2 separate regions of the Homo sapiens genome follow, and region 2 is linked to region 1. Evidence: read pairs that join two places in POLR2A ChIA-PET (ENCODE). Cell type or tissue: PC-9. All regions are shown on one strand. Links, peaks and the distances in the headings refer to the core of each region. The heading gives the core; the rest is flanking DNA. Region 1 has its middle 7.8 kb from the start of MIR4666A. Region 2 has its middle 43 kb from the start of RNF187.

Evidence for each region. ChIA-PET counts read pairs that join two places held together with the same protein. Peaks named below come from ENCODE experiments on the same cell type or tissue, not always from the same donor. Only the 100,000 strongest peaks of a DNase experiment are listed, where the experiment ranks them.
Region 2: POLR2A ChIA-PET joins it to region 1 with 5 read pairs; 7 of 35 experiments call an interaction of 5 or more read pairs at or near these places.

Annotation. Positions count from the first base shown.
Region 1 is chr1:228,464,117-228,475,649 of GRCh38, reverse strand. It overlaps the pseudogene H2BC27P. Among named protein-coding and RNA genes, the nearest start is that of MIR4666A, 7.8 kb to the right of the region's middle. RefSeq lists an enhancer at 4,289-4,799. In PC-9, for the core only: CTCF peaks have their summits at 3,459 and 3,665 (motif pointing left); a DNase peak (open chromatin) is centred at 3,659.
Region 2 is chr1:228,522,143-228,538,775 of GRCh38, reverse strand. No RefSeq gene overlaps it. Among named protein-coding and RNA genes, the nearest start is that of RNF187, 43 kb to the right of the region's middle. In PC-9, for the core only: no CTCF peak of the experiment used is centred there; a DNase peak (open chromatin) is centred at 8,225.

The DNA of each region.
Region 1 (11,533 bases), core at 865-5,864:
TGAGAGTTCAGCCGTTTGAAACTCAGGGAAGGGATCGGAGGCCATTGTTTTCTGCTGCAGCAGGTCTGCACTTTAGGCAGATAGGGGAATTTCAGAGAACAGCTTCATCCAGTGCTTTGGGAGAGACAGAAGATTGGGAGACAGGAAGGAGGGGAAGGTCAGAGAGACCTGGAGGCTTCTTATTCAGTTCAGCATGTCAAAGCGCTGGGGTATCAGTTTCTGAGCCCCAAAAAGAGCAAACAGCATTCCTGGCAGGATAGAGGAATGCAAGTGTAGTAACCATGCCTTTGATTTTCTATATTTTCAGAGGCTTTGACATCCAGGGCCTCACTGGCCATGGAGGGACAGCTTCTCCCGGGGACAATTTTATAGCTAGAAAAAAAAATTTACAGCTAGAAAAAAAAATTACTGGGATTGTGCATTTCATATACAAACTCACCAACCCAGAGCCCACAGCCCCAACCACTCATCTATGGAGCTGTCACACTCCAGGCCACTATCGTTCTCTCTCTGTTATTTTGGTTGGCACTCCAAATTTTCTATGTGTAAATGGAAAAAGGGTGAGGGGGATCACAAAATGTTGAAATTGAGAGATGTCTTTGAATGGCACAGTCCAGCCCCTGTGTCTTATATAAAAGGAGACTAAAAGGAGTACATCAGGTTAATACCTACACATATTGCCAACCTGCCAAAACTGAAGACTCTTTTAAAAATTTCCCATTTGCATTTTTCTGCTGTCGGAATTGCATTGCATTGGAGGACACCCAGCTGGTGTCCACTGGGGAATCTATAGAATTGCTTTCTTGGTGTGTGGCCCAAAGCATCCCAAGGTTAGGTACCCAGAGCCTGCTGGGCTTATTCAAACCAGCCATTGTGAGCTAGCTTAGTCTGCCTTGCCTGCTCCTTCCAGTGAAAGCCACAGTAAAGGCTCCTGCCCACACTTTCCCCTCCCTCCATCTGCCTCTTAACTGACCCTGGCGCTATCCCTCGTGGCATCGAAGGCTTAGCAATAGCAAACCCCTCCTCTTGGGAACTGTGAGTAATAAACTATCTTTTCAATGGTGTTTGTCTCCTGATCTGTTGGCCTCACTGTACCTGAGTAATTTTTTTTTTAATTTTTTATTTTTATTTTTATTTTTTTTGAGATGGAGTCTAGCTCTCTCTCCCACTCTGGAGGGCAGTGGCACGATCTCAGCTCACTGCAAGCTCCTGGGCTCACACCATTCTCCTGCCTCAGCCTCCCGAGTAGTTGGGACTACAGGCGCCCACCACCATGCCCAGCTAATTTTTTGTATTTTTTAGCAGAGACGGGATTTCATCGTGTTAGCCAGGATGGTCTCGATCTCCTGACCTCGTGATCCACCCACCTCAGCCTCCCAAAGTGCTGGGATTACAGGTGTGAGCCACCGTGCCCGGCCTTTAATTCTATTTTTAAAAAGTGAGAGGAGGCCCAGAAGAAGAGATGGCAGGGAGTCCTGGCTGGGCTGCAGGATTAGGATTGTGGGTGGGGCATCCAGGGACCATGTACATAGTGAGGGCTTACACAATAGAGATGTGACCAGGTGCTGGAATTTCTCAGTGCCCCAATGCAGAAACATGAACTGGTTGGAGGGAGACCAAGTGCCAGGGAGGAAGTTCCTAGGCCAGATGGGGGACTCATCTAGAATGCCTGCCCGTGTGTGAGCAGCACCATGGTGCTGAGCTAGGGAGAGAAGTGTGGCCATTGACTAGAAATGGAGAAGAGTGAGATGACACCACCAGGGTTTCTATGTGGTGTGCGTCCCTTGGAGTGGAGAGCTGGGGTGAGAAGGTGAGTTCAGTTTTGTAGAAGATTCAGCTTGAGGCTGGAGCCTTTGAGGAGTGTTTTTAAATCTCACTGGGGGCCGGACACGGTGGCTCACACCTGTAATCCCAGGACTTTGGGAGGCCAAGGCAGGAGGATCACTTGAGGTCAGGAGTTCGAGACCAGCCCCCTGAGGATGTAGAGTAAGAAATGTTAGGTAGGTGTGTGGATATCAGAACCACATTTTGGGAAACCCTCTCCCCAAAAATTGTATAGCCCATAAGGAGGAATTTAGGGAAGTTGTTACTACAGGTGGGGACAGGGTGGTGTTAGAAGCTAGACAGGAAGAACAGGAGGGAAAAGCATTCAGAAAGCACTTGTGTAATTGGATGCACAGCTCTCCCTTGGACAAGGCAGCGTGGGTTAAGGGTGCTGACCCCTGTCCAGTTGAAAATCCAAGTATAACTTTTTTTTGAGTTGGGGTCTCACTCTGTCGCCCATACTGGAGTGTAATCACAGCTCACTGCAGCCTCGAACTCCTGAGCCCAAGCAGTCTTCCCACATCAGTCTCTCAAATAGCTGGAACCACAGGCCTGAGCCACCATGGCCAGGTAAATTTTGTATTTTTTATTTTTTTGTGCAGATGTGATCTTGCTATGTTGCCCAGGCTGGTCTCAAACTCCTGGCCTCAAGCAATCCTCCCACTTTGGCCTCCCAAAATGTTGGGATTACAGGCGTGAGCCATGGTGCCTGGCCTTCACATATAATTTGACTCCCCCAAAACTTAACTACTAATAGGCTACTGTTGGAAGCCTTACCAATAACATAAGCAGTCGATTGAGGCAAATTTTGAATGTTCTATATATTACATACTGTGTCCTTACAATACGGTAAGCTAGAGGAAAGAAAATGTTATTAAGAAAGTCCTAAGAAAGAGAACATGTAGTTACTATTCATGAAAAGGAAGTGAATCATCATAAAGGTCATCCTCGTGGTCTTCACACTGAGAGGCTGCAGAGGAGGAGGAAGGAGAGGAGGGCTTCATCTCGCTGTCTCAGGGATAGGGGTAGCAAAGGCTGGAGAAAAGCGGTGTATCGGTAACCCTCAAAGGTCAAACTCTGGTTGCTCAAGGGTCAGCTGTACAGTTGAGAACCCATGCAGGTGTAGGCACAGGGTAGATAAACGGTTAAAATAGCAAACCAAACAGGCCACAGCCCTCCTGCTAGAGAAAGTATAGGAGTTTCTTACTTTTCTGGAAGGAAGAATTTTTTGATTACGTGTTAGAATTTATTTGATGGTCCAGCACATTAATGACATCATGTAGGGGGAAAATACCCTCCACCCCATCAATTCTTAGTTGAAACTGACCCCTGTTATAAAAGACACATTAGCAAGAGGCACAAATAGCAGCTTACTAGCAGCTACCTTTCCTAGATACATGCGTGGCCCCCAGAGAATGGGTAGTCCTCAAAGAGGTGGCTTTGAATTCCCGCTTTTATGGTATCTTCAACAAAGAACAGTAAATCTGCAGAGAAGTGACAAGATAAGAGAGATGAACTTTGAGTCTCTAGGAACAGCAACTTGGAGAAAGGCACATAAAGGACACATGAAGTCTAGTTAGTAGCCCTTGCTAATGCAGATCCCCTGGTAGCATCTCCAGTCAATAAAGGTGCAAAGTTGTCTTCAGTGCTAACCTCCCTTCTCCCTGGTGAAGTGGGGTGGGGGCTGGATGCCTTCTGTAAATCCATGTCCTGCTTTTAGCCACCCAGAGGGAGGGCAGTGAGCTCTCCTGTATACTTTCTTCTCCATTGCCCTGAGCCCAACAATCCCTCATCTTGCAGGAGGCATATTCTGCTCTTCCACTGGAACAAAATGCCCCCTAGGGGTGACTTAAGAAGACAGCAGGGTGCAGAATCTGAGGCTACAAAACAAGACTAGAAGACTTGGCTGGGGAGTCCAGTCTAGACTCAGGTTAGCTTTTTTTTTTTTTTTTGGAGGCAGTATCTTGCTTTGTCACCTACGCTGGACTGCAATGGCACGATCACAGCTCACTGCAGCCCCCTACTCCCAAGCTCAAGCGATGGCCCCGCCTCATCCTCCCAAGTAGCTGGGGGACGATAGGCGCAGGCCACCACGCCCGTTAACTTTTTAAATTTTTTTGTAGAGACGAGGTCTCGCTATGTCGTGTCACCCAAGCTGGTTTTGAACTCCTGGCCCCAAGTGATCCTCCAGCCTCCTTTGGAGGACACAGATGGACAGGGACCCGGTGGCCAGCCCATTTTCCCATCCCGGCCTGGGAAAGAAGCGTCAAATGCACTCGGGAAAATAACCCACTTCACCTAGTTAATGTCTTGGGCGGTTCTGGGAAAAGCGTTTCTGCGCAGTCCAGAGACCTGGACCTTCATCTCCAGCCTGCGCCCCACGGAGGCGGCACCGGAGCCGGCTTCCTTAGGTGTGTTGGTGACGTGCTGGGCGGGTCTGGCGGACCAGCCTCGCACCTCCTCGGGCGCAACGCGAGTGGGTTCCGTCTTGGGTTCCTGCGCGAAGGGGCAGCCCAGGCTCAGGGCATGCGGCGCCAGGGTGCTCTGCTTCACGAATGCCGGGGTACCGCAGTGCTGGGGTGCCGGACGCAAGGGTGTCAGATGGGGTGCTGCTGGGATTATAAGGGTCACCAGTTGCAGGGATGCTGGGGGTGCTGGGGTTACAGGGGTGTGGGGGCAGAGGATATGAATGCAGGGGTGCAGTGGTACCCGAGTGCAGAAGTGCAGGGGTGCCGGGAGCAGAGTTGTCAAATGGTGTGGTGCTGAGTTCACAGGGGTGCCAGGGATAGAGGGAAGCCCCGGCACCAGAGTGCAGGAGTGTTGGGATGCTGGGGCTGCAGGGGTGCCGGGGAAGATGGGTACGCAGTGCAGGGGTGCCGCGGTGCTGTGACGCCCCAATACTGAGGGGTGCAGTATCCAGTTGGTTCTAAATTCATTCTCACCCGCCTCACACCACAAACCAATTGGCTGATGCGCCTTCTCGAGCTTTCCAAAGCCACCCTTCATTCCGCTGCCTCTCTGCGACCCTCGGTTTTATTTCTGAGTTTGGAATTTGTTGTATTTCATGCACGTTTGCGCCTTAATGTTTTCTCCCCAATCTTTGCATGTCACCAAGATTTCTCGACCCCCGTGTGGCACAGGGATGAGGCTGCTTCGGGGTTTACAGGGTGGAGGAGGCCGGCTTGCGTGTTCCTCAGGGTAAATCGGGGATCAGTCCAGCTCCCCTCCCCACCCATCCCCCGGAGCCCCTCCCCCAACTCCTGCTCCCCTCCCCGCCACCCTCCCCCACCCCCCTTCCTCCCCGCATACTTCTTGTCTCCCATCTGAGAGCCCCTCCCCTCCCAACCCGCCCCACCCCGGTATCCCCCACTTGCCCACCTCCTCCTGCACTCCCCCTGCACCCCTCCTAGCCCACCGTAGGGCACCCCTCCCCGCACACTCCCCGGCTCTCCCTTCCCTGGTGGAAACCACCTCTCCTGGTTAAATAATAAATATTTATTATTTATTATTTATTACATAAAATTCCCTTATGTCTTGTGATAGGTACGTTGCCGGTTTCCATATCTTCTCCAAATGCTGCTTGAAGCCACCAGCTTCGCAGTCAGCAGCCCGTAAGATATTTAATTGCAGTACGTAAGAAGAGAAATCTGTGGTATAATATTAGCTTGGGGAAGGGAGATCACTGGCCTTGAAGAGCTTTTCGCCAAAAGCTACTGTAGGGCAGGAGCTGCTTCGCTGGGTGGACAGGGCCACCAAAGGCCGCCGTTCAGGTTACCCCAAACCTGCTGCTCAGGGAGCACGCCTCGGGTTCCCAGGCTGGTGCCCTCGCCCGGGCCTGCCTCTGTTTCACTGATTGGCTTTCATGCTCCTGCTTTGCTTCTGCATCCACACCACCTGTCGCTGGCATTTGCAGCTCTTTTCTAAGTGCTGAAATGCAATGGAAATGAGCACAAAAGCTGCTCCTGCGGACGTGGGCGCTGGGAATCAGCCGGTGTGCCTCCTCGACTTGGTCAGAGGGCCTGCCCTCTTGGGCATCAGGTCCCCGGGGGCACCGGCCTTTGTCCCCCGTGCTCCGAGCGCTGGGCTGGGGAGCTCCCAGGTGCTGGCCCGGCGCAACCCGGTGCCTTTAAGCAGGGTGGGGGCGCGCCGGGAGGAGGTTGCTCTCAGGCGCCCCAGGAGTCGCCCCTGATGGAAACGCGCCTTGGCTGTGGCAGGAGGGCCTTTGTCCATAGGATGTCAACTGGAAGCCCTGAGAAGCGCAAGGCTGCCCAAACCCTTTTTTCCTTCTTTGCAATCCTGCAAGCATTACGGGAGGCCCCAATGTTCCCTGCAGAACTCCATAGCACACCCTGTCATTTCAGCCACTCCCAGTTCCTCCGCTTTAAATCGTACAAGGTTCCCTCTAGTCCTTGAGAAGCCTGGAAGCCTGTCCTCTCTGTATCTGTAGGGTGCTGTCCCTCACACAGATCCCACTCTACCGGTGGGGTCTGGATGGAGCATGTGCATTTGCCATTGCAACGTGCAATTTTATTAAATGCTTAAAAAAATAGAGACAGGGGTCTCGCTATGTTTGCTAGGCTGGTCTTAAACTCCTGGACTCAAGGGATCCTCCTGCTTGGGTCTCTCAAAGTGCTAGGATTACAGGCCTGAGCCACCGTGCTGCACCTGTATTAAATGCTTGTTTGTAAGACTTAAAGGGACCTGGCTTCTTGGCTGGTGGGGAAAGCGCTCACTGCAGGAAGCCCTCATCCTAGTAGAGAAGCATACATCATCTAGAGCTGCACAAAAATCTAAGGTGTAAAGATGGACTGATTTCATGCATTCAGTTATTCATTCAACACATTTGTGGACTGGCTTCCAGCCCAAGTACTGTACTCTAGAACGATTAAAGAAGTGCGGGGGGCAGGGGGGAGGTGTTTATTATTTTTCTTAATCATCTAAACCTGGTCACTAAGCTAGAGGCCACTGTTTCTTTTTCTTTTTTCTTTCTCTTTCCCTGTCCTTCCCTCCCTCCGTCTCCCCAACTGTCCCTCTTCTTTCTTTACTTCCTTCTTTCTTTCTTTTCCTTCCTTCCCTCTCTTCTTTTTTCCTTCTTTTCTTCACATGAGGAAAGCTTCAAGTTTACTCCATAGTGTCCGTCTGCCAATACATCATGTTGGTCTTGATCCGAGACACTGTCTCAATTGGCTCAGGCTGTTCTAACAAAATGCTACAGAAGGGGAGACTTAAACAACAGAAATTTATCAAAGTCTTTGGGGGAAAAGAGACCTGTGTGGGAAACATAGAAAAACCCTGTCTCTACAAAAAAAAAAAAAATTAGCCAGGCATGGTGGCACGTACCTATAGTCCCAGCTACTTGGGAGGCTGAGATAGGAGGATTGCTTGAACCCAGGAGTTTGAGGCTGCAGTGAGCTATGAATCACACCACTGCACTCTGGCCTGGGCAACAGAGCAAGACCCTGTCTCAAAAAAAAAACACACACACACACACACACACACACAAAAGACATTTAATACAAACTGCACATTACAGTTACATAACACATACATTTTGTGTCGTTATTTTCCCCCAAAGAGTGCTGATTATCCAAGGCTAGTAGTCTGAGATCAGGGTGTCAGCAGGGTTGGGTTTTGTGAGGTCATTCTTACTGGTTTGCACCTAGCCATCTTCTCCCTGTGTCCTCACATGGTGCTAGAAAGCGATATCCTAAAATGAAGACCTCTGAAGCAAAAAACTTTCTCTGATCTCCTGCCTTCCTGTCTCAGTCCCATTCTCCCCCAGACTGGCCATAGAAACTAGAATACCTCTTCCCCAAGGCAGGTCATAAAAACCGCAACCCCTTTTCCCCACAGCCAGACACAAATCCTAAAAATATTACTCTAACTCCTGCCTTTCTGTGCAAATGCTGACCATAAATTCTCTGGGCCACCTTGTCTGGTTGTACGTCATAAGACTCCCATTCCACAGAGGGTCCTGTCTCATACCCAAGAGGAAGGAATGCCACGCAGAGAGGCCAAGAAGAATCTAGACAGACAGGGCTTGCTGGATGTCCCCACTCAGTGTATTAGCAGTAGATCATGCCCAATCCTATTTCTACATAGCAGTCCATATTTTGTTGAACCTAAGCATTAAAATAGACAGCTTCTTCTGTATTCATTCTGAAGGCTTTTTTGTCACACTAAACTATGATCAAATAAATGTGTATGCCTTTTCTCTTTTAATCTGTCTTTTGTCAGCTGATTTTTAGTGAATCTTCAGAGGGCAATAGGAAAGTTTTTCCTTGGGCCCTGCAGCAGAGAGAAAGAGAAAAGCAAGCTGTCTTGTGTCTCTTCTTATAAGGGCATGAATCCTACCATGCCACTCCACCCTCATGACATAATCATCCCCCAAAGGCCCCACCTTCTAACACCATCACCCTGGGGATGGGGGTTTTCAACCTAGAAATTTGGAGGGAACGCAGACATTGAGTCCCTAGCAATCACCACCCATGAGAACCAGGACTGATTTCCTGACACCACCAAGCAGCCACCATATGGTGGGCAGAGCAAATCCTAAATCTTAGTACCTGAAAGACATATTCTTACCCAAAGTCCTTAGAATGCCCACCTCCTGTCCCACTCCAAGTTTTGTTTCAAACCTTTCCACACCAGTAGGAAGCCAGGAAGCCTTAGTAAGAACCTGGTGGGAAGACCAGCATCTCACTGGGCTGGCAGGACCAAGGCAAGCAGTGCTATATATGTACATATATTAACGTTTGTTAAACCATGGTGAGGAAGGCTTCATTCAGGACGGTGGAGTAGGATTAGGACCATTGCAGTGGGATTCTGCAGCAGGGTAGAGAGATTGGGCTCAATTCTGAGTACCGCACTGACAAGTGGAAATTTATAGACAGGAGTAGGGTAGATTAGTGGATAGAACAGTATTAAGAGGAGACATCAGGGCCAAGTACGGTGGCTCATGCCTGTAATCCTAACACTTTGGGAGGCTGAGGAGGGTGGATCACTTGAGGTCAGCAGTTTGAGACCAGCCTGGCCAATATGGCAAAACCCTGTCTCCACTAAAAATACAAAACTTAGCCTAGCATGGTCAGGCATGCCTGTAATCCCAGCTACTCAGGAGGCTGAGGCAGGAAAATCATTTGAACCCGGGAGGTGGACGTTGCAGTGAACTGAGATTGTGCTACTGGGCAACAGAGCAAGATTCCATCTCAAAAAGAAGAAGAAGAAGAAGAAGAAGAAGAAGAAGAAGAAGAAGAAGAAGAAGAAGAAGAAGAAGAAGAAGAAGAAGAAGAAGAAGAAGACATCAGGTGTGAGGGGGATTCTGGGTAAACGAACCTCACATGGCTCTTGCTGGAGGCAGGCAGGGTGATCAGATATCACCTGGGGATGGAGGATGAGGAACCCCATCAGATAGCACAGAGGGCGATCAGATATTCAGAATCAGGGGTTCTAGTTAAACTGACTTAGCGGGGCTCTTCCTAAAACTGGATTTCACAAGAAAGTGCACAGATGGACCCAGGAGGAGGTTCTGGAGCCTGACCAGAGTTTGGCCAAGCAGAGAATCTTTGTCAAAGGGCTGTTTGAGAACTAAATTGAATCAAGTATTTATTAAGTGGTTACCTAGCCAGCTCTTAGTGAGCACTCTAGAAATGCTTGGTAAATCAACCACATATTTCAAAAGGAAGCAGATAAAGTGCTTAATGCTGGGTATGCCCAAAGCCATTCAGGGAACCCACAGTCTCAAGATGCCCAGAAGACCTCAGAGGACAGACTTGAATGTAGAGGGTACTGCCTCAGCTCACAGGCTTATTCACAAGCAGATACTGACTGGGCCCCTGCTGGTGCCACACTCTGTGCTCTGGAGCCTCAGACATGAAAGCCACATCCTTCCCTGTGAGTTAAGCTTAGTCAGCATGCTAGTGGGAGAGAAAGGTTTGTGCTACATATTTACGTGATGGATCTGCCCGGGGCATAGAGCAGGCTCTGCTGAGGTAGCCCAAGCTGCTTATGGCTGGATCAGTCCTAAGAAGGAAAGGCGCTAACAGGAATTAAGCACAAAATAGATGCTGGGCACCCTGCCCGCTGCTTCACACTCATTAATGCTCAGCAACGCTATCAGGCGGGCACTGGCAGCCTTATTTCACAGATGAGTATATGGAGGTGTGGAGAGGTAAATTATCTGCCCCAGCTAGGGCAGATAAATGACCTCCGGACTAGGGCTTCTCAAATCGTCAAGTGCACACAAGTCTATTTAAAATGCAAATTCTAACTCAATCAGATAGGAGTGGGCCTGAGATTCTGCTTTTTTAACCAGCTCTTCAGTTGAAGCTGAAATACACAACACCTTACGTTTCTTCATTGGGAATTAATAGAATGGCGGGGAGAGGGGCGCAGCTCGGAGACAGTGCCTTCTATAAGCCTGCGCTCTGACGGAGTTAGAGCAATCACAGTACCCACCTCTCGGGGATACCGGGAAACAAATGAGATCGCCCATAGCAATCCCTTTGCATTACGGCTGTCACTTCGAAGGGGTTTGGGGAGACCTTAAAAACAATAGGAAAGACTAAGTTTCATTTGAAACCCATTCAATTTCTCCAGTTAAAACTCTGCCTCATGACAATTCCAATTGAAGTACCTTAGCATGTTTTCTGTACTATTTTCTGTATTTCCTAACGAACCGTTTGGATTTACAATTGAATTCTGAGAAGAATGCATCTCTTTGATCTTTGGAGGAATGGAGGGAAGGGCAAGAAACGAAGGGTTAAGGTCGTTGCAAACTGCCATTCCCACCGCCACCTCCCCTTCTAAATAAGCACTAACTACCCCTCCCTAGCTGTGGGCCTCAGAAAAAAAAAATGCCCCCATGTATGTGCCTCACAGCCAGAGAAGACCTCAATTTGGGGTTGCAACCGTTTTTCAGTTTCTCTTTAGCTACCTCCAGATCCGCTGCAGACACAAAAATCTCCAGGTTTAAAACAAAGGCTTTGAACAAAGATGCGCAACCTCAGCTCCGGCGCGCGGCGGATATGCCTTGGGATTGGTTGGACCGCCGTCCAATAGGAAAGAAGAACCGGACTCTGCTATTTACAGAAATTCCTCCCAGTGGCGGCCGCGGAGTCAGGCCGTCCAATCAGACACTACAAATTTGGAGCCTTAATTTGAATATAAAGATGGCAAATAGCCCTGCCGGCCCCGCATCCGCGTTCGTCTAGGCGCTCTTGTCACCTCGCCATGCCGGAGCCATCGCGGGCGGCTCCGGCTTCTAAAAAGGGCTCCAAGAAGGCCATTACCAAGGCGCAGAAGAAGGACGGCAAGAAGCGCAAGCGCGGCCGCAAGGAGAGCTATTCTATCTACGTGTACAAGGTGCTGAAGCAGGTGCACCCCGACACCGGCATCTCGTCCAAGGCCATGGGCATCATGAACTCCTTCGTCAATGACATCTTCGAGCGCATCGCCAGCGAGGCCTCCCGCCTGGCGCACTACAAACAAGCGCTCCACCATCACGTCCCGCGAAGTGCAGACGGCCGTGCGCCTGCTGCTGCCCGGCGAGCTGGCCAAGCACGCCGTGTCCGAGGGCACTAAGGCTGTCACCAAGTACACCAGCTCCAAGTGAGGTGCGTCCCGGCGCCCCGAACCCAAAGGCTCTTTTCAGAGCCACCTCCAAGCTCCAAAAGGAGCGTGCCACCTGGTCTGGTTGTGACCTGTGATT
Region 2 (16,633 bases), core at 6,318-11,317, 58 kb before region 1:
GAGACTCCTGGGCGACCTTAGGCATTGTAATAATAGAGACCCCTGGATGACTGCAGGCATTCTAATGGAAGAGACTCCTGGCCGACCCTAGGCATTCTAATAATAGATACAGCTGGACGACTTCAGGCATTCGAATGGGAGAGACTTCTGGCTGACCATAGGCATTATAATGGTAGAGACAAGTGGGCTACTTTAGGCATTTTAATGAGAGGGACCCTTGGCCAACCCCAGGCATTCTAATGATAGAGACACCAACGAGACTCTAGGCATTCTAAAGGGAGAGAATACTGGGCAACCTTAGTAATTCTAATGAGACACCTGGGCAACCTCAGGCATTATAATGTGAAAAACTCCAGACAAACCACAGGCATTCTAATAATAGAGACACCTGGGTGACCCCATGCATTCTAATGGGAGAGACTTTCGGCCAACCCCAGGAATTCTAATGATAGAGACAAATGGGTGACCCCAGGCATTCTAATGATAGATACACTTAAGCAGCTCGTGGCATACTAATGGGAGAGACACCTACCTGACCCCAGGCAATCTAATTACAGAGACACCTGGGCAACGCCAGGCATTCTAATGAAAGAAACTTCTGGTTGACCTCATGCATTCTAATGATACAGACAACTGAGCGATCCCAGGCTTTCTAATGGGAGAGATTCCTGGCCAACCCCAGTCATTCTAATGATAGAGAAACCTGGGTGACCCCAGGCATTCTAATGGAAGAGATTTCTGGCCGACCTCAGGCATTCTAAAAATAAAGAAAGCTTGGTGACCCCAGGTATTCTAATGATAGAGACAACTGGGTGACACCAGGCACTCTAATAATAAAGACACCTGGGCGACCATAGGCGTTCTAATGATTAAGACAGCTGGGCAACCTCAGGCCTTCTAATGGAGAGACTCCTGGCTGACCCCAGGCATTCTAATTTGAGAGACTGCAGGCAGACCCCAGACATTGTATTGATAGAGAAACCTGGGTGACCACAGGCATTCTAATGATAGAGACCACTGCGTACCCCAGGCATTCTAATGATAGAGATACCTGGTCCACCACAGACATTCTAATGGGAGATGCCCCTGGCCAATCCTAGGCATTGTAATGATAGAGACAACTGGGCAACCCCAGGCATTCTAATGGGGGAGACTCCTGGCCAACTTTAGGCATTCTAGCAATAGAGACACCTGAGTGAGCCCAGGCATTCTAATGGAATAGATTTTTGGCTGACCCCATGTATTCTAATGATAGAGACACCTGGGTGACCCCAGGTATTCTAATGGGAGAGACTCCTGCTGACCCAGGCATTCTAATGATAGAGAGACCTGGGCAACCCCGGGCATTCTATTGGGAGAGACCTCAGGCCAACCCCAGGCATTCTAATTAAAGGGACAACTGGGCGACCCCAGGCATTCTAATGATAGAGACACCTGATGGATTACAGACATTCTAATAGGAGAGACTCCTTGCCGACCCCAGATACTGTAATGACAGATGTCGGGGTGATCAGACTCAACACCAGGTCATGGGGGTGATGAAGTCCGGCAGAGTCAAAGGAATGAGAAAAGACTGTTTGAGAAAGAAAGTGGGTCTAGGGGGCCAATGCTAGTATGGAGGCTGTGAAGGCCCCGAGCTCTGGAAGCCCAGACTATTTATTGGTGATCAAGCAAAGAAACGGGTGATGAGAATGTGGGGGTCAAAAGGGCAAGCACATGATCTACAGCTGTGATGGTTTAGCATTTCCTTTGAAGCATATGGGACATATTCTGCTACTTGAGATAATGGGGAGCATGTTCTTCTAGTTTAAGCTAGAAGCAAGGAGCCAGCAAGTCTAGACTCATTCCAGAGGCCACGAGAGGTTTTATGCTCTGAGCCCTGGACATCATGTCAGACATGCAAGCCCTGCCTCAGCTTTTTTCCCAACACTCAGCTTTTTCCCAACAGAAAGAGACATGTGGGAGACCCCAAGCATTCTAATGGGAGAGACTCCAGGCCAAACCCAGGCATTCTAATAATAGAGACTTTTAGGTTACCCCAGGCATTCTAATGATAGAGACACTGGAATGATTTCAATCATTATAATGGGAGAGACTCGTGGATGATTCCAGGCATTGTAATGACAGAGACACCTGGGTGACTACAGAAATTCTAATGGGAGAGACTCCTGGCTGACCTCAGGCATTGTAATGATAGAGACACCTGGGCGACCCCAGGCATTCTAATGAGAGAGACTCGTGGCTGACCCTTGGTATTCTTATGATAGAGACAACTGGGCGACCCCAGGCATTCTAATGGAAGAGACTCCTGGCTGACCACAGGCACTCTAATGATAAAAACACCTGAGCGACCCCAGGCACTATAATAATAGGAACACTTGGGCCACCCCAGGCACTCTAATTGGAGAGACTCATGGCCAACCCCAGGCATTGTAATGATAGAGACAGCTGGGCGACCTCAAGCATTCTAACCAGAGAGACACCTGGCCAACCCCAGACATTCTAATGATAGTAACAACTTCTCGACCCCAGGCATTCTAATGGAGAGATTCCTGGCAGACCCCAGGCATTGTAATGATAGAGACCCCTCTTCAACCCTAGGCATTCTAATGGGAGAGACTCTTGGCTGACCCCAGGCATTCTAATGGTAGAGACACCTGGACAACCCCAGCCATGCTAATGGGAGATACTCGTGGCTGATTCCAGGCATTGTAATGATAGACACCTGGGCAACCACCAGCTTTCTATGGGAGAGACTCCTGGCCAACCCCAGGCATTCTAATGATAGAGATATCTGGGCTACCCCAGGAATTTTAAAGATAGAGACACGTGACCAACCCCAGGTGTTCTTACAGGAAAGACTCCTGGCTGACCTCAGGCATTCTAATGATAAAGACACTTGGCGACCTCCTGCATTCTAAGGACAGAGACATCTAGCCCACCCCCAGGCATTCTAATGGGAGAAACTCCTGGCCGACCCCAGGCATTCTAATGATAGAGGCTTTTGGCCAACTCCAAGCATTCTAATGGTAAAGACAACTGTGTGACCTCAGGCATTCTAAGGATAGAGCCACCTGGCTGACTTCTGGCATTGTAATGGGACTCCTGGCCAACACCAGTCCTTCTAATGATAGAGACACATGGGTGACCTCAGGCATTCTAAGGATAGAGAAACCTGGCCGACCACAGGCATTGTAACCAGAGAGAATTTTGGCCAACCTGAGACATTCTAATTATAGAGACTCCTGGGAATCCTCAGGCATTCTAATGATAGAGACACCTGGGCAACCTCAGGCATTCTATAAAGACACCTGGCTGACCCTAGGAATTCTAACAGGAGAGACACCTGGCTGACCCCAGGCATTCTAATCAGAGAGACACCTTGGCGACCTCAGGCATTGGAAGGATAGAGACACCTGGCCGAATTCAAGCATTCTAAAGGGAGAGACTCCTGGCTTGACCCCAGGCATTCTAATGATAGAGACTCATAGCTGAGCCCAGGCATTCTAATAATGGAGACACCTTGGCCACCTCAGTCATTCTAAGGATGGAGACACCTCGGCGACCTCAGGCGTTCTAAAAATAGAGACACCTGGCCAACACCAGGCATTCTAACAGGAGAGACTCCTGGCCGACCCCAAGCATTCTAATGATAGAGACTCCTGGCCAACCACAGGCATTCTAATTATAGACACACCTGGGCAAACTCAGGCATTCTAACGATAGACACCTAGCCGACAACAGGCATTCTAACGGGAGAGATTTCTGGCCCTCCTCAGTCATCCTAATGATAAGACACCTTGGTGACCTCAGGCATTCTAAGGATAGAGAAACCTGGGTGACCCCAGGCATTCTAACCAGAGAGACTCCTATTTGGCCAAACAGATGTCTGGCCATCCCCAGGCATTCTAATGGGAGAGATGCCTGGCCAGCCTCATGGATTCTAATGATGGAGGCTTCTGGCCAATGCCAGGCATTCTAAGGACAGAGACATCTGGCCGACCTCAAGCATTCTAACTGAAGAGACTCCTGGCTGACCCCAGGCATTCTAATGATAGTCACCTGGGTGAACTCAGGCATTCTAATGAGAGAGACTCCTGGTTGAGTACAGGAATTTTAATAATAGAGATGCCTGGGTGACCCCAGGCATTCTAATGGGAGAGACTCCTTGCCGACCCCAGGCATTCTAATGATAGGGACATCTTAGCGACCACAGGCATTTTGTTGGGAGAGACTCCTTGCCGACTGCAGGCATTCTAATGATAGAGACACCTAAGCGACCCCAGGCATTCTAATGATAGACACACCTGGGCAACTCCAGGCATTCTAATGGGAGAGACTCCTGGCTGACCCCAGGCATTCTAATGATAGAGACAACTGGGTGACCCCAGGCATTCTAATGAAAAAGACACCTGGGCAATTCCAGGCATTCTAATGATAGAGACACCTGGGCAACCCCATGCATTCTAATTTGAGAGACTCCTAGCCGACTCCAGGCATTATAATGATGGAGACACCTGGGAGACCCTAGACATTCTAATAAGAAAAACTCCTGGCCAATTCCAGGCATTCTAATAATAGAGACATCGGGTGATCCCAGGCATTCAAATTGGAGACAGACTCTGGGCCGACCCCAGGCATTCTAATGATAGAGACACCTTAGCGACCCTAAATATTCTAATGAGAGAGAACCCTGGCTGACCACAGGCATTCTAATAATAGAGACAACTGGGCAACACTTGACATTCTAATAATAGAGGCTCCTGGATGACCCCAGGCATTTTAAAGGGAGAGACTATTGGCTGACCCCAGGCATTTAAATGATAGAGACACCTGGGCAACCTCAGGCATTCTAATGGAAAAATCTTTTGTCTGAATGCAGGCATTCTAATGATAGAGACACCTGGATGACCCCGGGCATTCTAATTATAGAGACACCTGGGCAACCCCAGGCATTCTAATGGGAGAGACTCCTGGCTGACCCCAGGCATTGTAATGATAGAAACACCTGGACAACCCCAAGTATTCTAATGAGACAGACTCCTGGCCAACCCAGGCTTTCTAATGATAGAGGCACCTGGGTGAACCCAGTATTTCTAATGATAGAGACATTTTGGCAACCACAGGCTCTCTAATGGGGGAGATTCCTGGCCACCTGCAGGCATTCTAATGATAGAGACACCTGGGCAAGCCCAGGCATTTTAATAAAAGAGACTCCTGTCCAACCCCAGGCATTGTAATGATAGAGACACCTGGGGGACCCCAGGCAGTTTAATGGGAGACACTCCTCATCGACACTAGGCTTTCTAATGATAGAGACACCTGGGTGACCTCAGCATTCTAATAGGAGAGACTCCTGGACAAATCCAACCATTCTAATGATAGAGACACTTCTGCGACTACAGTCATTCTAACAGGGGAGACCCCTGGCCAACCCCAGGCATTCTAATTATAGAGACATCTGGAAGACCCCAGGCATTCTAAAAATAGACACCTGGGAGACCCCAGGTATTCTAATGGGAGAGACTACTGGTCTACCCCAGGCATTTTAATGGTAGAGACACCTGGGCGACCTTAGGCATTCCAATGGGAGAAACATTTGGCCAACCCCAGGCATTCTAATGAGCGAGACACCTGGGCAACTTCAGACAGTCTAATGATAGAGACACCTGGGTGGCCCCAGGCATTCTAATGGGAGAGACTCCTGGCCGACTTCAGGCATTCCAATGATGGAGACAGCATGGCAACCTCAGGCATTCTAATGGAAGAGACCCATGGCCAGCCTTAGGCATTCTAATAATGGAGTCACTTGGGTGACCCCAGGCATATTAATGATAGAGACACCTGGGCAACCCCAGGCATTCTAAAAAGAGACTCCTGGCTGACCCCAGGCATTCACATGATAGAGACACCTGGGCGACCCCAGGCATTCTAATGATGGAGACACCTGGGAGACCCCAGGCATTCTAATGGGAGAGAATCTCTTCTGACCTGTGGCATGGCAATAATAGAGACACCTGGGCGACCCCAGGCATTTTTTTTTTTTTTTTGAGATGGAATCTGGCTCTGTTGCCCAGGCTGGAGTGCAGTGGCGCATCTCTGCTCACTGCAAGCTCCACCTTCCAGGTTCACGCCATTCTCCTGCCTCAGCCTCCCATGTAGCTGGGACTACAGGTGCTGCCACCATGCCCAGGTAATTTTTTTTGTGTGTTTTGTTTTGTTTTGTTTTTGGGACGGAGTCTTGCTCTGTTGCCCAGGCTGGAGTGCAATGGCGCGATCTTGGCTCACTGCAAGCTCCACCTCCCAGGTTCATGCCATTCTCCTGCCTCAGCCTCCCACGTAACTGGGATTACAGGCGCCTGCCACCACACCCGGCTAATTTTTTTGTATTTTTAGTAGAGACGGGGATTCACCATGTTAGCCAGGATGGTCTCGATCTTCTGACCTCATGATCCGCCCGCCTCAGCCTCCCAAAGTGGTGGGATTACAGGCGTGAGCCACCACACCTGGCCAATATTTTGTATTTTTTTTTTAGCAGAGATGGGGTTTCACTGTGTTAGCCAGGCTGGTCTCGATCTCCTGACCTCGTGATCTGCCCGCCTCACCTCCCAAAGTGCTGGGATTACAGGCGTGAGCCACCCCGCCCAGCTGACCCCAGGCATTCTAACAGGAGATACTCCTGGCCGACCCCAGACATTCTAATGATATATACTTTTGGCTGACCCCCGGCATTCTAATGATATAGACACCTGGCTTACCTCCGGCATTCTAAGAATAGAGACACCTGGCTGACCCCAAGCATTCTAACTGAAGAGATTCCTGGTCAACTTCAGACATTCTAATGATAGGGACATCTGGCAACCTCAGGCATTCTAAGGATGGCAACACCTGGCCGACCCCAGGCATTCTAACAATAGAAACGCCTCGGCAACATCAGACATTCTAAAGATAGAGACAACTGGCATTCTAACAAGAGAGACTCCTGGCCAAATTCAGACATTCTAATGATATAGACCCTAATGATATATCTAATGATATAACAGGAGAGACTCCTGACCAACCCCAGGCATTCTAATGATAGAAACACCTCAGCGACATCAGACATTCTAAAGGTAGAGACAACTGGCATTCCAACAAGAGAGACTCCTGGCCAAATTCAGACATTCTAATGATATAGACCCCTGGCTGACCCCAGGCATTCTAATGACTGAGATTCCTGGCCTACCCCATGCATTCTAATGGCAGACACGCCTGGGTGACCTCAGGCATTTTAAGGATAGAGATACCTGGCCAACCCCAGGCATTCAAATGAGAGAAACTCCCGGCTGACCTTAGCCATTCTATGGCTAAGATGTCATGGTAATGACATCTGGGCAACATCAGGCATTCTAAGGGTATAGACAGCTGGCCAACCCTGGGCATTCTAATGATGAAGACTTCAGTCCAACCTCAGGCATTCTAATGATAGAGACATCTGTGCAACCTCAGGCATTCTAAGGGTAGAGACACCTGGCCAACCCCAGGCATTCTGAAGAGAGAGACTCCAGGCTGACCTCAGGCATTCTACTGATAGAGATGCTTCGTGACCTCAGGCATTCTAAGAATAGAGACACCTGGTTGACCTCAGACATTCTAACAGGAGAGACTCCTGGCTGACCCCAGGCATTCTAATGATAGAGACTCTTGGCTGATTCCAGGCATTCTAAAGATAGACACACCTGGCCGGCCCCAGGCATTGTAATGGTAGAGACTCATGGCTGACACCAGGCATTCTAATGATAGAGACACCTGGGCAACCTCAGGCATTCTAAGGGTAGAGACACCTGGCCGACCCCAGGCATCCTATTGGGAGAGACTCCTAGCCAACCCCAGGCATTGTAATGATAGAGACTGCTGGCCAACTCAAGACACTCTAGTTATAAAGACACCTGGGTGGCCTCAGGCATTCTAAGGATGGAGACACCTGGCTGACCCCAGGCACTCTATCCAGAGACTCTAGGCCATCCCCAGACATTCTAATGATGGAGATACCTGGGTGACCTCAGGCATTCTAAAAATAGGGACACCTGGCCGACCCCAGTAATTCTAATGGGAGAGATTCCTGGCCAACCACAGGCATTCTAGTGATAGATACTCCTGGCCAACCACAGGCATTCTAGTGATAGATACTCCTGGCCAGCCCCAGGCATTGTAATGATAAAGACACCTGGGTGACCTCAGGCATTCTAAGAATAGTGACACCTGGCCCAATCCAGGCATTCTAATGGGAGATACTCCTTGCCAACCACAGGCATTCTAATGATAGAGACACCTGGCTGACTCCAGGCATCCTAACGGGAGAGACTCCTGGCCGACCCCAGGCATTCTAATGGGAGAGACTCCTGGCTGACCCCAGGCATTCTAATAATAGAGATTCCTGGCCCACCCCAGACATTCTAATGATAGAGACACCTGGGTGACCTCAGGCATTCAAAGGATAGAGACACCTGGCTGACCTAGGCATTCTAACAGGAGAGACTTCTGGCCTACCCCAGGCATTCTAATGATAGAGACTTCTGGCTGACCCCAGGCATTCTAATGATAGAGACACCTGGGCAACCTCAGGTATTCTAAGGATGGAGACACCTGGCCAATTCCAGGCATTCTAAAGAGACAGACTTTTGGCTGAACTCAGGAATTCTAATGAGAGAGATACCTGGTCAAACTTAGTCATTCTAAAAACAGAGACATCTGGCCCACCCCAGGCATTTCAACAGGAGAGACTCCTGGCCTATCCCAGGCATTCTAATGATAGAGACTCCTGGCTGACCCCAGGCATTTTAATCATAGAGACACCTGGGCAACCTCAGGCATTCTAAGGATAGAGACACCTAACCAACCCCAGGCATTTTAACAGGAGAGACTCCTGGCCGACCCCAGGCATTCTAATGATAAAGATTCCTGATCAACCACAGGCATTATTATTATAGAGACACCTGGGGGACCTCAGGCATTCTAAGGATACAGACATCTGGCCGGCCCCAGGCATTCTAATGATAAAGATTCCTGGCCAACCACAGGCATTATTAGTATAGAGACACCTGGGGGACCTCAGGCATTCTAAGGATACAGACAGCTGGCCGACCCCATGCATTCTAATGGGAGAGACTCCTGGCTGACCTCAGGCATTCTAATGATAGAGACACCTGGGCAACCTCAGGCATTCTAAGGATAGAGACAACTTGGTGGCCTCAGGCATTCTAAGGATAGACACACATGGCCGGCCCCATGCATGTTAACAGGAGAGACTAGTGGTTGGACCTAGGCTTTCTGATTTTAGAGACACCTGGGGGACCTCAGGCATTCTAAGGATAAAGACACCTGGCTGACCCCAGGCATTCTAACGGGAGAGACCCCTGGCAGACTCCAGGCATTCTAATGATAGAGACACCTGGGCAACCTCAGACATTCTAAGGATAGAGACACCTGGCTGACTCTAGGTATTCTAACAGGAAAGACTCCTGGCTGACCCCAGGCATTCTAATGATAGAGACACCTGCATGACCTCAGGCATTCTATGGATAGAGATACCTGGCCAACCCCGGTGACTCCACAGTGACTCCTTGGCCCCTGCAATGCCACCATCCAAGGACAGAGGTGGTGCATGTGGAAGCAGTGTGGGGGACCCCAATGAACCCCTAATTTCACCTACCCTGCCCCCAGGTTAGCCCAAGCCCAAACACAGATATAGCCAAGGTTCAGTGGAGTGGGCATGACACAACCCCACATCTCACCTTCTAGGGACCAGTGGCTACTGGTGGGCACAGACTCCTCAAGCTCTGATGCAGCAGGTGCCACCCAGCACCCCAGCTTATGTCCAGCAAGGCAGCAGAAGCAAAAGCACAACTAAACTCAAAAAATTGGACATGGGAAACAGGCACAAGAAGTGACACCCACAGGTCAAAGGTCACCAGAAGCACCAGCACTTTACCACTGCACAAAACCTCAACAGGCACAGACGACACCACAGCACTGGCAACAGACAGACGCAGGAAGGGCAGAGGAGTAAGTCAGTTTTGGTACAGTTGCAAAAGATATCCAAGAGCATGGCCTTCTGGTTGGCTCACAGCTTGGCTTTTTTTTTTTTTTTTTTGTCTTTTTTAAACTAAGTTTTATAAATAATGTCTGATAACTCTGTGTATGTACAAACTAAACTCCAACAGCCACAAAGAATTTTCTGTAAGTTTACAAGAAAGGGACTTTTTTGGGATTGTTTTTCTTTTTTTTTAACTAGCAAAGTTTCTATTATACTTTCTTCCCTTTTCCATTTAGATGGTTAAATCGTCTTCTTGCCTGTTTTTTTCTAAAAGACAGTTTTATAAACACTCTGCAGCTCTTTTTTTCTTTAACATTTAAACATATAATTAATTTAATAACTTCGTAAAAGGGGTTTCTGTCTTTTAAATAAAAGGCTATGTAACCACACAAATAGGTCATGTAAACAGTGTCACGGGATCCATCGCAGGGCACATTGGGCTCACCCTCACATAAGCGCACAACCTACAATTTGGTCTCGTTTAGTACAATGGGACAGGCTTGAGCGGACAGCCCCTGGTCCTAGCTGCATGCCCCCAGCACCACTGTGCCCAGGCTGGTGGTCCATCCATCAGGGCCCTCAAAGCTACCCTACTCTCAAAGTAAAGCTGAGCTGCCCTCCCGGGGCTAAGGAAAGTGAAACTCTCCCCATTCTCTAGCACTTGCTGTTCTTGTTTTTTGAAGGCTATAGTTGTCATTCATTTCGTTACTTTTCCAGAGTGTTTTTGCGGAGACCGTATTACTTGTATGTACTTGCTGGTGTCTGTATCTGTGGCTCGTGTTTATTGAGTGTTTTGACAGCAATTTGCTTGAATGCCAGGAGCTAAGAAAGAAAGAAAAAAAGAAGAAGAAACAAAATCTCGCCTCTTCCTCTTTCTGTGACTGGCTCTGTGCTGGGGCATTCCTTTAACGTGTCCAGGCTGTCAACAACTGCTCCAGTCTTTGCTTTCTGTTGAACTGTGCCTGGTGATCAGCCAGTGCTGAAAATAAGGCTTTCTTTAGGTCTTTAGGTCTTATCAGACAATGTCCCCTGGCTCCAGGCATGCATAGGGCTTTCTCAATTCCCCAGTATACCTGGGTGCTTTTGAATACCCTAATTTCTAAAAGAAATGTTCACTCCTGTTTCTCCCCCTGAGCTGTATATATGGTCTATTGTAGATGTCAATACATACAATATTGTAATGTATTCTTCCAGGTAGCAGCAGACTTTTTATTTATTTAACATCTTCTTTGTTCTTTTTTTTTTTTCAGATGGAGTCTTGCTCTGTCCTCTAGGCTGGAGTGCAGTGGCAAGATCTCAGCTCACTACAACCTCTGCCTCCTGGGTTCATGCAATTCTCATGCCTCACCCTTCCAAGTAGCTGGGACTACACCTGTGTACCACCGTGCCTGGCTAATTTTTGTACTTTTAGTAGAGACAGGGTTTTGCCATGTTGGTCAGGCTGGTCTTGAGCTCCTGACCTCAAGTAATCCACCCACCTCAGCCTCCCAAAGTACTGAGATTACATGCCTGAGCCACCATGCCCAGCCTTACTTAACACTTCCAAGCAATTCCTGCCAGATTTCCACATTGACTGGGTTCTGACTTGGACAAAACAGATGAGAGCCTTGTTTCAGAACTTTACGTAGCCCCCAGATAGATTGGAACATAGAAACATGATAATTTGCAAATAAGATCTCCACTCCCTCTGGAACGTGTGACCAGGGCCCCACACTGGGAACTCAGGTTGTTGTCTAAAAGACTGGCACCAAGCCAAGGAGAGGTTGGAGCAAGGACAAGTAAACTATCCACCAGGCTTTCCTTCCATTTTTCACTGTTGTTTATTCTTCTTTACCTGGTTCCTGTAAACCCTTGACAGTTTTGAGGGGGGTGGAGCCAAGATGACCAAATAGGAACAGCTCCAGTCCACAGCTCCCAGCATGAGCGACGCAGAAGATGGGTGATTTCTGCATTTCCATCTGAGGTACTGGGTTCATCTCACTGGGGAGTGTTGGAAAGTGGGTGCAGAACAGTGGGTGCAGCGCACCGAGCATGAGCCAAAGCAGGGCGAGGCATCCCCTCACCCGGGAAGTGCAAGGGGTCAGGGAATTCCCTTTCCTAGTCAAAGAAAGGGGTGACAGACGGCACCTGGAAAATCGGGTCACTCCCACCCTAATACTGCGCTTTTCCAATGGTCTTAGAAAATGGCACACCAGGAGATTATGTCCTGCACCTGGCTTGGAGGGTCCGACACCCACAGAGCCTTGCTCATTGCTAGCACAGCAGTCTGAGATCAAACGGCAAGGTGGCAGTGAGGCTGGGGGAGGGGCGCCCGCCATTGCCAAGGCTTGATTAGGTAAACAAAGCAGCCTGGAAGCTCGAACTGGGTGGAGCCCACCACAGCTCAAGGAGGCCTGCCTGCCTCTGTACACTCCACCTCTGGGGGCAGGGCATAGCCAAACAAAAGGCAGCAAAAACCTCTGCAGACTTAAATGTCCCTGTCTGACAGCTTTGAAGAGAGTAGCAATTCTCCCAGCATGCAGCTGGAGATCTGAGAATGGACAGACTGCCTCCTCAAGTGGGTCCCTGACCCCCAAGTAGCCTAACTGGGAGGCACTCCCCAGTAGGGGCAGACTGACATCTCACACGGCCGGGTACTCCTCTGGGACAAAACATCCAGAGGAACCATCAGGCAGCAACACTTGCTGTTCACCAATATCCGCTGTTCTGCAGCCTCTGCTGCTGATACCCAGGCAAACAGGGTCTGGACTGGACCTCCGGCAAACTCCAACAGACCTGCAGCTGAGGGTCCTGACTGTTAGAAGGAAAACTAACAAACAGAAAGGACATCCACACCAAAACCCATCTGTATGTCACCATTATCAAAGACCAAAGGTAGATAAAACTACAAAGATGGGGAAAAAACAGCAGAAAAACTGGAAACTCTAAAAAGCAGAGTGCCTCTCCTCCTCCAAAGGAACGCAGCTCCTCACCAGCAACAGAACAAAGCTGGATGGAGAATGACTTTGATGAGGTGAGAGAAGAAGGCTTCAGACAATCAAACCACACCAAGCTAAATGAGGAAGTTCGAACCAATGGCAAAGAAGTTAAAAACCTTGAAAAAAAATTAGACGAATGGCTAACTAGAATAACCAATGCAGAGAAGTCCTTAAAGGACCTGATGGAGCTGAAAACCATGGCAGGAGAACTACATGATGAATGCGCAAGCCTCAGTAGCCAATTTGATCAACTGGAAGAAAGGGTATCAGTGATGGAAGATCAAATGAATGAAATGAAGCAAGAAGAGAAGTTTAGAGAAAAAAGAATAAAAAGAAACGAACAAAGCCTCCAAGAAACATGGGACTATGTGAAAAGACCAAATCTACGTCTGATTGGTGTACCTGAAAGTGACGGGGAGAATGGAACCAAGTTGGAAAACACTCTACAGGATATTATCCAGGAGAACTTCCCCAACCTAGCAAGGCAGGCCAACATTCAGATTCAGGAAATACAGAGAATGCCACAAAGATACTCCTCGAGAACAGCAACTCCAAGACACATAATTGTCAGATTCACCAAAGTTGAAATGAAGGAAAAAATGTTAAGGGCAGCCAGAGAGAAAGGTCGGGTTACCCACAAAGGGAAGCCCATCAGACTAACAGCTGATCTCTCGGCAGAAACTCTACAAGCCAGAAGAGAGTGGGGGCCACTATTCAACATTCTTAAAGAAAAGAATTTTCCACCCAGAATTTCATATCCAGCCAAACTAAGCTTCATAAGTGAAGGAGAAATAAAATCCTTTACAGACAAGCAAATGCTGAGAGATTTTGTCACCACCAGGCCTGCCTTACAAGAGCTCCTGAAGGAAGCACTAAACATGGAAAGGAACAACTGGTACCAGCCACTGCAAAAACATGCCAAATTGTAAAGACCATCGAGGCTAGGAAGAAACTGCATCAGCTAACGAGCAAAATAACAAGCTGACATCATAATGACAGGATCAAATTCACACATAACAATATTAACCTTAAATGTAAATGGGCTAAATGCTCCAATTAAAAGACACAGACTGGCAAATTGGATAAAGAGTCAAGACCCATCAGTGTGCTGTATTCAGGAAACCCATCTCACAGGCAGAGACACACATAGGCTCAAAATAAAGGGATGGAGGAAGATCTACCAAGCAAATGGAAAACAAAAAAAGGTAGGGGTTGCATTCCTAGTCTCCGATAAAACAGACTTTAAACCAACAAAGATCAAAAGAGACAAAGAAGGCCATTACATAATGGTAAAGGGATCAATTCAACAAGAAGAGCTAACTATCCTAAATATATATGCACCCAATACAGGAGCACCCAGATTCATAAAGCAAGTCCTTAGAGACCTACAAAGAGAATTAGACTCCCACACAATAATAATGGGAGATTTTAACACCCCACTGTCAACATTAGACAGATCAACAAGACAGAAAGTTAACAAGGATATCCAGGAATTGAACTCAGCTCCGGACCAAGCGAACCTAATAGACATCTACAGAACTCTCCACCCCAATTCAACAGAATATACATTCTTTTCAGCACCACACCACACCTATTCCAAAATTGACCACATAGTTGGAAGTAAAGCTCTCCTCAGCAAATGTAAAAGAACAGAAATTATAACAAACTGTCTGTCAGACCACAGTGCAATCAAACTAGAACTCAGGATTAAGAAACTCACTCAAAACCACTCAACTACATGGAAACTGAACAACCTGCTCCTGAATGACTACTGGGTACATAACGAAATTAAGGCAGAAATAAAGATGTTCTTTGAAACCAATGAGAACAAAGACACAACATACCAGAATCTCTGGGATGCATTCAAAGCAGTGTGTAGAGGGAAATTTATAGCACTAAATGCCCACAAGAGAAAGCAGGAAAGATCTAAACTTGACACCCTAACATCACAATTAAAAGAACTAGAGAAGCAAGAGCAAACACATTCAAAACTAGCAGAAGGCGAGAAATAACTAAGATCAGAGCAGAACTGAAGGAAATAGAGACACAAAAAACCCTTCAAAAATCAATGAATCCAGAAGCTGGTTTTTTTTAAAAGATCAACAAAATTGATAGACTGCTAGCAAGATTAATAAAGAAAAGAGAGAAGAATCAAATAGATGCAATAAAAAATGATAAAGGGGATATCACCACCAATCCCACAGAAATACAAACTACCATCAGAGAATACTGTAAACACCTCTATGCAAATAAACTAGAAAATCTAGAAGAAATGGATAAATTCCTCGACACATACACCCTCCCAAGACTAAACCAGGAATAAGTTGAATCTCTGAATAGACCAATAACAGGCTCTGAAATTGAGGCAATAATTAATAGCTTACCAATCAAAAAAAGTCCAGGACCAGATGGATTCACAGCCGAATTCTACCAGAGGTACAAGGAGGAGCTGGTACCATTCCTTTTGAAAGTATTCTAATCAATAGAAAAAGAGGGAATCCTCCCTAACTCATTTTATGAGGCCACCATCATCCTGATACCAAAGCCTGGCAGAGACACAACAAAAAAAGAGAATTTCAGACCAATATCCCTGATGAACATCAATGCAAAAATCCTCAATAAAATACTGGCAAACCAAATCCAGCAGCACATCAAAAAGCTTATCCACCATGATCAAGTGGGTTTCATCCCTGGAATGCAAGGCTGGTTCATCATACGCAAATCAATAAATGTAATCCAGCATATAAACAGAACCAACGACAAAAACCACATGATTATCTCAATAGATGCAGAAAAGGTCTTTGACAAAATTCAACAATGCTTCATGCTAAAAAGTCAATAAATTAGATCTTGATGGGATGTATCTCAAAATAATAAGAGCTATCTATGACAAACCCATAGCCAATATCATACTGAATGGGCAAAAACTGGAAGCATTCCCTTTGAAAACTGGCACAAGACAGGGATGTCCTCTCTCACCACTCCTATTCAACATAGTGTTGGAAGTTCTGGCCAGGGCAATCAGGCAAGAGAAGGAAATAAAGGGTATTCAATTAGGAAAAGAGGAAGTCAAATTGTCCCTGTTTGCAGATGACATGATTGTATATCTAGAAAGCCCCATCGTCTCAGCCCAAAATCTCCTTAAGCTGATAGGCAACTTCAGCAAAGTCTCAGGATACAAAATCAATGTGCAAAAATCACAAGCATTCTTATACACCAGTAACAGACAAACAGAGAGCCAAATCATGAGTGAACTCCCATTCACAATTGCTTCAAAGAGAATAAAATACCTAGAAATCCAACTTACAAGGGAAGTGAAGGACCTCTTCAAGGAGAATTACAAACCACTGCTCAATGAAATAAAAGAGGATACAAACAAATGGAAGAATATTCCATGCTCATGAGTAGGAAGAATCAATATCATGAAAATGGCCATACTGCCCAAAGTAATTTATAGATTCAATGCCATCCCCATCAAGCTACCAATGACTTTCTTCACAGAATCGGAAAAAACTACTTAAGTTCATATGGAACCACAAAAGAGCCCGCATTGCCAAGTCAATACTAAGCCAAAAGAACA